Regions from separate parts of the Homo sapiens genome. Here region 1 is linked to region 2. Evidence: chromatin loops called from intact Hi-C (ENCODE). Cell type or tissue: gastrocnemius medialis. All regions are shown on one strand. Links, peaks and the distances in the headings refer to the core of each region. The heading gives the core; the rest is flanking DNA. Region 1 overlaps PKNOX1 (PBX/knotted 1 homeobox 1). Region 2 has its middle 11 kb from the start of MIR5692B.

What was found. Hi-C counts contacts between places; a loop is a spot of excess contacts. Peaks named below come from ENCODE experiments on the same cell type or tissue, not always from the same donor. Only the 100,000 strongest peaks of a DNase experiment are listed, where the experiment ranks them.
Region 1: a loop joins it to region 2, with 5 times the contacts of the local background. A loop is called at or near these places in 8 of 110 quality-filtered maps.

What each region holds. Positions count from the first base shown.
Region 1 is chr21:43,002,289-43,006,674 of GRCh38, reverse strand. It overlaps PKNOX1 (PBX/knotted 1 homeobox 1), which reads right to left. Exons shown (of 11, transcript NM_004571.5): 2 at 2,243-2,349. The coding sequence starts at 2,293. Among named protein-coding and RNA genes, the nearest start is that of PKNOX1, 30 kb to the right of the region's middle. In gastrocnemius medialis, for the core only: no CTCF peak of the experiment used is centred there; no DNase peak of the experiment used is centred there.
Region 2 is chr21:42,937,859-42,942,244 of GRCh38, reverse strand. No RefSeq gene overlaps it. Among named protein-coding and RNA genes, the nearest start is that of MIR5692B, 11 kb to the left of the region's middle. RefSeq lists enhancers at 3,501-4,159, 4,160-4,386. In gastrocnemius medialis, for the core only: no CTCF peak of the experiment used is centred there; a DNase peak (open chromatin) is centred at 1,954; H3K27ac peaks cover 1,070 bases.

The DNA of each region.
Region 1 (4,386 bases), core at 64-4,063, 65 kb before region 2:
GACTGGGGGCCAGCCATGAACGCCCACCCGCACAGGACGCCTCTCACATCCTCCAGCCCTGTGCTCTCTTCCCTCCAATGTCTTGTTTTTGCAATAAGATGACTTCTATTCTGCTGCCTTTAAATGGTACAACATATTAGGAAAACTGTTTATGTTTCTCTTAAAAAAAAAAAATAAAAGCAATAAAGCCTAAGTGGACACAGTATTTGTGTAAGGCAATCTGCCAGCATGTATAAAAAGCCTTAAAAAGGCCAGGCACAGTGGCTTATGCCTGTGATCCCAGCACTTTGGGAGGCCAAGGTGGGCGGATCACCTGAGGTCAGGGGTTCAAGATCAGCCTGGCCAACATGGTGAAACCCTGTCTCTACTAAAAATACAAAAAAATTAGCTGGGCGTGGTGGCACACACCTGTAATCCCAGGTACTCAGGAGGCTGAGACAGGAGAATTGCTTGAACCTGGGAGACGGAGGTTGCAGTGAGCTGAGATCACACCACTGCACTCCAGCCGGGGCAACAGAGCAAGACTCTGTCTCAAAATAAATAAATAAGTAAATAAATAAATAATAAAAAATAAGAAGCCTTAAAAGATTCATTTCAGTATTTGAAAAAAAAATGATTGTGAAAAGAGAGAAACCTAAATGTTCAACCTTGGAAAAATGGCAAAATAATTATGATAGGTCTACGCTGTAGATATATTTCAATGTTTATTTAAAATAATGCTGATTAAACACTTCCGAGGCCCTTGGAAACACTCGGGTATGAAAAGGGCAGTGCTCCAGGTGTCATCTGCACCTGGCACAGCTGCCTGGGAGGAGGTGGCTGGTAGCAACCAGGCTGTGTTGGAGGTGGTCACCGTGCCTTGGTGCACAGGAGGCAGCAGTGGGGTCGGAGCAAAGACCTGGCAGGCAGGAGGGAGAAGAGTGATGGGAACAGTGAGGACCGGTGCTCCAGGGCAGGCAGAGAGGTGCCCAAGATATGCCAGGCAGAGATGTTGGGGGCGTCCTGGGGTCCAGAGGGGCCAGACGATTCGGGCCACAGAGCAGCTCAGTCTTTGCATGAAACCCACAGGAATCCACAGGGAGCCACTGGAGAGCTCAGGCGGGACATTATTAGATTTGCATTTTAGAAAAAAAAAAAAAAGTCAATTGGAAATACCAAAGGACTAAGGACTTCTAGGCTAAGGAAGCAGGCTGACTACATCACAGAATCTCCCTCCTTTAATTGCTATACAGAGAAAAAAAAACACTAACACCACCACCACCAACAACAAAAATCTCTGCCACAGGAACTGAACAAGGACTGGTTGGTAAAACTAACCACCAGGGAAAGGGGGACCCAGCGCCTCAGCTCCTAACCCCTCCTCAGACCTCACCAGCATGGCTCCAGTGAGTTTTCCGGAGCCTGATCCTTGCCACCGAAGTCCTCGAGGTGGGGAGGAGAGCCGAGGGGGGTGTACTGCACTGCCCCTGCCTGCTGGGCAGGAAAGTAAAGGGCAGGGCCAAATCCCTTCACTGGCTCCAGAGTCAGTGGGATGATGAGCCAAATGCCAGTGGGTTCAGAACACCGTGTTTAACAAGATCGCAAGCCAAGAAAGACCACAAGGGCCTCAGCCAAGTCTCGATCCACCTGCTCCTCAATTCATTCAGGTCACAGAACACAAAACACTCAGATACTCAAAAGCACAAAACACCACAGCTTCCAGGAGAACAAAGTCTCATCTATGGTGGGAGGGCAATGGAGAGCTGCCCGTGTATGGCACAACCATCCAAGCACGAGCAAGGTACAAAGATAGAGCACTGGGGCCCCTGCAAATTCATTACTGGGACAGCCCCTCTCATGCCTACAACTGGGGAGACGAGGCTACAAGATTCCCATTCAAAAGCTGATCCAGTTAGACACTCAGAAGAGCCACCAGTCAACATGGGAATCTGTCATCATGAAAATCAACCGGGTTTTCTTTCAAAGTAACAGTGCTAATTAACACTGACATTAAAAAGGTAAATTCCCAAGAAACTGTCATATGACTTAGGGAAGTCAAGATTCCTGGCAATCTTGGTATCAGTTAACGAAATAGTATTATTCTATGGCTTTTTTTCTGAACACGAATGTACAATAAATGCATAATACACTAACACTGAGCATGCAACCTCATGGCAATTGAATTGCAAGTATACAAAGCAATGTTCATGCTTGAGTGCCAGGTTGATTTGTAATTAGAATGCAGAATCAAGTTCAAGCTCACCTGTTGCCCATCTTGATAGCTGTCTATACTTAATGTCTGTGTAGCCATCATGGTTCATCAGAGTTTTATAAGACATCAAATCATCTTGGGTGAAAAGCGAATGGTGTCTGGAGAACAAAACCAGAAAAGCATCAGTTAATAGTTGTAGAGCATTTTTTGTCTCCCTCATTCCATAACATCAAATTTTTTTTTTTTGAGACCGAGTTTCACTCTTGTTGCCCAGGCTGGAGTGCAATGGCGCGATCTCGGCTCACCTCAACCTCCGCCTCCCAGGTTCAAGTGTTTCTCCTGCCTCAGCCTCCCTAGTAGCTGGGATTACAGTCATGTGCCACCATGCCTGGATAATTTTGTGTTTTTAGTAGAGACGGGGTTTCTCCATGTTGGTCAGGCTGGTCTCGAACTCCCGACCTCAGGAGATCCACCCGCCTCGGCCTCCCAAAGTGCTGGGATTACAGGCATGAGCCACCACACCCAGCCCATGACATCCAATTTTTAAAAATACATATTTTTACATGTAGAGAACAAAAAAATTATCCTTAACAGTATGTTATGACCCAAATCCTACTTAGCAACCCTTCACTTACATAGCAATCACTTATTTTCCTGTGCTAGGCCCTGACTTGCTATTACATTTTCAGTCACTGTCATTCATTGCCCAGCTAATATCAAGTCAATGCCTGCCCATGCCAGGCAGCATGCTGGGCCTGGGGTGCGGCAGTGAGCAGGACAGGCAGGGCCTCTGCCTTCCTGACACAAACCAGGCAAGGGAGAGACACAATACACAGGGTCAAGAATGGGCACAGGGTGAAGTGAGAGGGGGCCTGGGCTGCTTTCCCGGGCCGTGTGGTCAGAGCAGGCCTCGCTGGGAAGATGCTGTTACGTCGAGACTGGAGAGACAGGCTGAGATCAGGGAGTTTGGTGTTTCAGAGAGAGGGAACAGCTAACACAGAGGCCTGAGACGGGTGGAAAAGAGGCGCTCAGGGAGACTGAGATGGGCATGCTCATATACACACGCACATAAGACAGGCAAGTGTGGCGCACTTGCTTCATGACAACAGAAAACCGCAAAATGCCACTTCCGCACTGAAGGATGGAGCAGGAACGCAACCAGCACCTGCAGCATGGGTGTGGAAAAACACTGCAGAGTGGGGGAGAGCAGCCGGGCTGGACCACGGCCGGCATGGCCTTGCTGCTGCTGGTGCAGGTCACAGACATTTAGAGTCTGGGCTGCCCTGAGAAGGTCATGTGGAGGTCAAGGGCAGTTGTGCCACTTGTTCTGGACTAGCAAGAACAGCAAAGTTCCCCAAGGAAAGCAGCACTTTAGGAGACAGTGTTAAATGGAAAGAAATCCTGTCCAAGTCTTGCAGGATGCAGAAGGACTACCGTCCTGTCCTGAGCGAGACAGTTCAAAGGAACAAGGAGCCGGGCAGTGGCTCACGCCTGTAATCACAGCACTTTGGGAGGTGCAGGCGGGTGGATCACAAGGTCAGGAGTTTGGGACCAGCCTGGCCAACATAGTGAAACCCTGTCTCTACTAAAAATACAAAAATTAGCCGGGCATGGTGGCATGCGCCTATAGTCCCAGCTACTCAGGAGGCTGAGGCAGCAGAATCGCTTGAACCCAGGAGGCAGAGGTTGCAGTGAGCCAAGATCGTGCCACTGCACTCCAGCCTGGGTGACAGAGCGAGACTCCATCTCCAAAAACAAACAAATGAAAGAAAAAGGAACAAGGAGTCCAGTGAGAACAGCAGCAGCCGTGGCAGCAGCCAGGTCGCCTCTTGAGCACATTGAGCCATCTTAGTGCAATCTGCCCTCACAAAATCCGTGGGAGGCACTGCTGTGATGCCACTTACACCTTAGAAGCCTGAGCAATGTGGCCTCAGCCACCACGATGGCCAGAGGCTGAGCTGGGACTCACCCTCAACAGCGTCATTCTGGAGCCACTAAGGGGGTGCAGTCAAAGGGCACAGGAGGCACAGTCAATGGGGTAAAAGGGAGGGGGCAAAGTTGTGGATACAAGGGAGGGGGCACAGTCAATGAGTACAAGAGAGGAGGTACGGTCAATGGGTACAAGAGTGGGGCCACAGTCAATGGGAGCAGCTTCTGTGGCCTGGGAGGGGAGGGCATGTTGGGACATTTTAAGT
Region 2 (4,386 bases), core at 149-4,148:
TTACAGGCTAAAACCTTTGAAGAAGAATTTATTATATCCTACATTTTGTTTTTGTTTTTGAGACAGGGTCTCGCCCCGTTGCCCAGGCTGGAGTGCAATGGTGCAATCATAGCTCACTGCAACCTCCGCTTCCTGGGCTGGGTCAATCTTCCCACCTCAGCCTCCAGAGTAGCTGGAATTACAGGCATGCACCACCATGCCTGGTTAACTTTTAAATTTTTGTAGAGATGAGATCTCGCCATGTTGTGCAGGCTGGTCTCAAATTCCTGGGCTCAACGGATCCTCCTGCCTCCACCTTCCAAAGTGCTAAGATTATAGGCTTGAGCCACCGTGCCCATCCGGCACCAGTGTTTACCTGTGACAAAGCCACACCCAGACCCTCTACCTTCCCGCTCTTTGTCTCATGAATGAGTAATGAAACCATCCAGGCACAGAGACAAACCTCCTATTTGGTGGACCCGCTGAGATGCCCTGATTGCAAAACAACCATACCTGGAAATTGTCCTACCTATAACTTTTTGTGTGTGTGTGAGACAGTTTCACTCTTGTTGCCCAGGCTGAAGTGCAATAGTGCGATCTCGGCCCACCACAACCTCCGCCTCCCGGGATCAAGCAATTCTCCTGCTTCAGTCTCCCGAGTAGCTGGGACTACTGGCATGCACCGCCACACCCGGCTAATTTTGTACTTTTTAGTAGAGACAGGGTTTCTCCATGTTGGTCAGGCTGGTCTCGAACTCCTGACCTCAGGTGATCCGCCTGCCTTGGGCTCCCAAAGTGCTGGGATTATAGGCATGAGCCACCGCGCCCGGCCCTAGCCGGCTTCTTTACTGCAACCTGTTTTATCAGCAAGGTCTTTATGACCAGTGTCTTGTGCGAACTTCCTATCTCATCTTGTGACTTAGAATGCCTTAACCATCTGGGAATGCAGCCCCGGGAGGTCTCAGCCTCACTTTACCCAGCCCCTATTCAAGATTGAGTTGCTGTGGTTCACACGCCCCTGACACTCAAACACGTGCATTCAGACACTCACACGAGCAGGTGAGCGGCTTTGTGACACGCTGGCTGGAGAATTCCCTCTCCAAATCACAGTTCTGTTCTCAACCTTTTGTGCATAGGCCACTCTGATTTGCTCCCTGACTGCCAACCCCCGCCAAGAAAAACAGACTTTGGGCTGGGTGCGGTGGCTCACACATGTAATCTCAGCACTTTGGGAGGCCAAGGCAGGTGGATCACCTCAGGTTAGGAGTTTGAGACCAGCCTGGCCAACATGGTGAAGCCCCATCTCTACTAAAAATACAAATATTAGCTGGTTGTGGTGGCGGGCACCTGTAGTCCCAGCTACTGGGGAGGCTGAGGCAGGAGAATCCCTTGAACCTGGGAGGTGGAAGCTGCAGTGAGCCAGCATCATACCATTGCACTCCAGCTTCGGTGACACAGTGAGACTGCATGTCAAAAAACAAAAACAGGGTCGGGTGTGGTGGCTCACACCTGTAATTCCAGCACTTTGGGAGGCCGAGGCTGGCAATCACCTGAAGTCGGGAGTTTGAGACCAGCCTGACCAACATGGAGAAACCCCATCTCTGCTAAAAATACAAAATTAGCCAGGTGTGGTGGCGCGTGCCTGTAATCCCAGCTACTCGGGAGGCTGAGGCAGGAGAAGTGCTTGAAGCTGGGAGGCGGAGGTTGTGGTGAGCCAAGATAGTGCCACTGCACTCCAGCCTGGGCGACAGAGTGAAACTCCATCTCAAACAAAAACAAAAACAAGACTTTGTAAATAGAAAGATGTAAAGAAAGATAAGAATTTTGAGGCTGATACATTTCACATGCCCGGGGCTCTGTATTCTTTCTTCCTGGGCTCCTTCCCCATCCCCTGGATCGTCTTGTCATCATCGCCCCTGCTCACAGTGAACGATTTCCTCACTGGGAATTTCACAAGAACTGTAGACGCTGCCAGAATTCTTTGGCACAAAACTCCTCTGAGTCAGAGCCTAACGCTGTTAGCAAGGGAAGAACAGCTGCAAGGGCCACACATCTGTGAGTCTTTTGAGAATTTTATGATGAATAAAAACTATCCGTTACACAGACTCATACATTATATATTAACCTAACATGTCTTCAATTGCACTGCTAACCGTCTCTTTTCATACTTTTTTCTAACGACACCCCAATCCCAACAATAAATTAAAAAATCTGAAACTTTGACTATCTAGTAGCACTGCATGCCGTTTCCTAGTCGTATTCCTATTCCGCCTTTGGAGTAGCCATTCCCTTATTCCTTTACTTTCTTAATAAACTTGGTTTCGCTTTACAGACTGGCCCTGAATTCTTTTTGGCACGAGATCTAAGAACCCTCTTTTGGGGTCTGGATCTGGACCCCTTTCCTGTAACATAAGGGTCCCTTCACTGCGCTTGTGACATCCCAGGATCACCCTGGCCTCTAGGCAGTGTAGCTCCAGCTGGGCTGAGTGGAAGAGCCACCCAACGTGTTCAGTTTTACAAGAAGAATCATAAATAGAGCATTCACCAAAGGGGCAGAAGAGAAGCGGAAACCCTCAGGGTGCTGAGATTGTGGAAAGAGAATGATGCACTTAAATAACTGAAAGGTTGAAAAAAGTATGAAGAGCATCAAAAGATGCTGGAAAATACACCTTAAAAATACTGTGACCGGGGGCGGTGGCTCACGCCTGCAATCCCAGCACTTTGGGAGGCCGAGGTGGGTGGATCACCTGAGGTCGGGAGTTCAAGACCAGCCTGGCCAACATGGAGAAATCCCATCTCTACTAAAAATACAAAAAAATCAGCCAAGCTTGATGGCGCATGCTTGTAATCCCAGCTACTCGGGAGGCTGAAGCAGGAGAATCGCTTGAACCCGGGAGGCAGAGGTTGCAGTGAGCTGAGATCGCACCATTGCACTCCAGCCTCGGCAATAAGAGCAAAATTCCGTCTCAAAAAAAAAAAAAAAAAAAAAAAAAACAAGAAACAAAAAACCAAAGAAAACTTCAAGCCCCATGAGCTGGCTTAGGCTGACTCCCGCAAGTAGATGCCTTAGTTTGCAACCCGTCTGGTGACACAATTAGGATTTTTAAAGTGCTCAGTGGCACAAGGAAAAGGGAGGAAGGGTGGAAACTCAAAGCCATGAGAAAGACAACAGCCTGGGCTGGCGCGGTGGCTCACGCCTGAAATCTCAGCACTTTGGGAAGCTGAGGTAGGAAGATCACTTGAGGTCAAGAGTTTGTGACCAGTCTGGCCAAGATGGTGAAACCCTATCTCTAGCAAAAAATACAAAAATGAGCTGGGCGTGGTGGTGCACGCCTGTGGTCCCATCTACTTGGGAGGCTGAGGTGGGAGAATCGCTTGAACCCGGGAGGTGGAGGTTGCAGTGAGCCATGGTCACGCCACTGCACTCCAGCCTGGGGGACAGAGTGAGACCCTGTCTCAAAAAAATGAAAGACAAGTGCCTGCTTTTAAGTACAACTCAGGCCAAGGAAGGGCTCCTCCATGCAGAGGATCCTCACTGACAGCAGCAGGTAAACATTGCACCTGTGTCCTGCAGAGGCCCTCGGAGTCCCCCCTCCCTTTCCTCAGATAGGAAGGTTCAGATTCCCAGGGCTTAGGTCAGTTTGCAGAAATGTCTTTTCCCCCCTTTCTTTTTTTCCATAAACTCCATAGTTTAAAGCTTCTTTCCTGGAAAATAGCTGTCGGTGCCATGAAACTTTGCCTGTTGCACTAGAACGTCCTTTCTAGAATTTCTCCCTTACTCCGGCAGCAGCGACTTTCCATATGTCCTGGAGAAGAGAGTGTTTTACCTTGGCTTCCTCTCATTGGCTCAGGGCCGAGGATGATATATTTTAAGCCGTACATTTAAAAATAAAAGTCTTGGCAAGGGTTCTGATGAACTAAAACCATCAAGACATACTCGTTAGCTTAGGCTCCCATCCGCTTGGATTTCATAAGATTTCAAAGCCAATGCTGGAAAGAGAAAAAGAAGGCCGGGCATGGTGGCTCGTGGCTGTAATCCCAGCGCTTTGGGAGGCAGAGGCAGGAAGATCACTTGAGCCCAGCAGTTGGAGACCAGCCTGGGCAATATAGCTAGACTCTGTCTCAACAACAACAAAATTAGTCGGGCGTGGTGGCACGTGCCTGTAGTCCCAGTTACTCGGGAGGCTAAGGCACGGGAACCTTGAAAATTTGAGGCAGGCCTCAGTTAATTTAGAAAGTTTATTTTGCGAAGGTTGAGTACGCACCCGCGACACAGCTTCAGGAGGTCCTGACAACACGTGCCCAGGGTGGTCGGGGCACAGTTTGGTTTTATACATTTTAGGGAGACGTGAGACATCAATCAATATAGGTAAGAAGTACATTGGTTCGGTCTGGAAGGCAGGACAA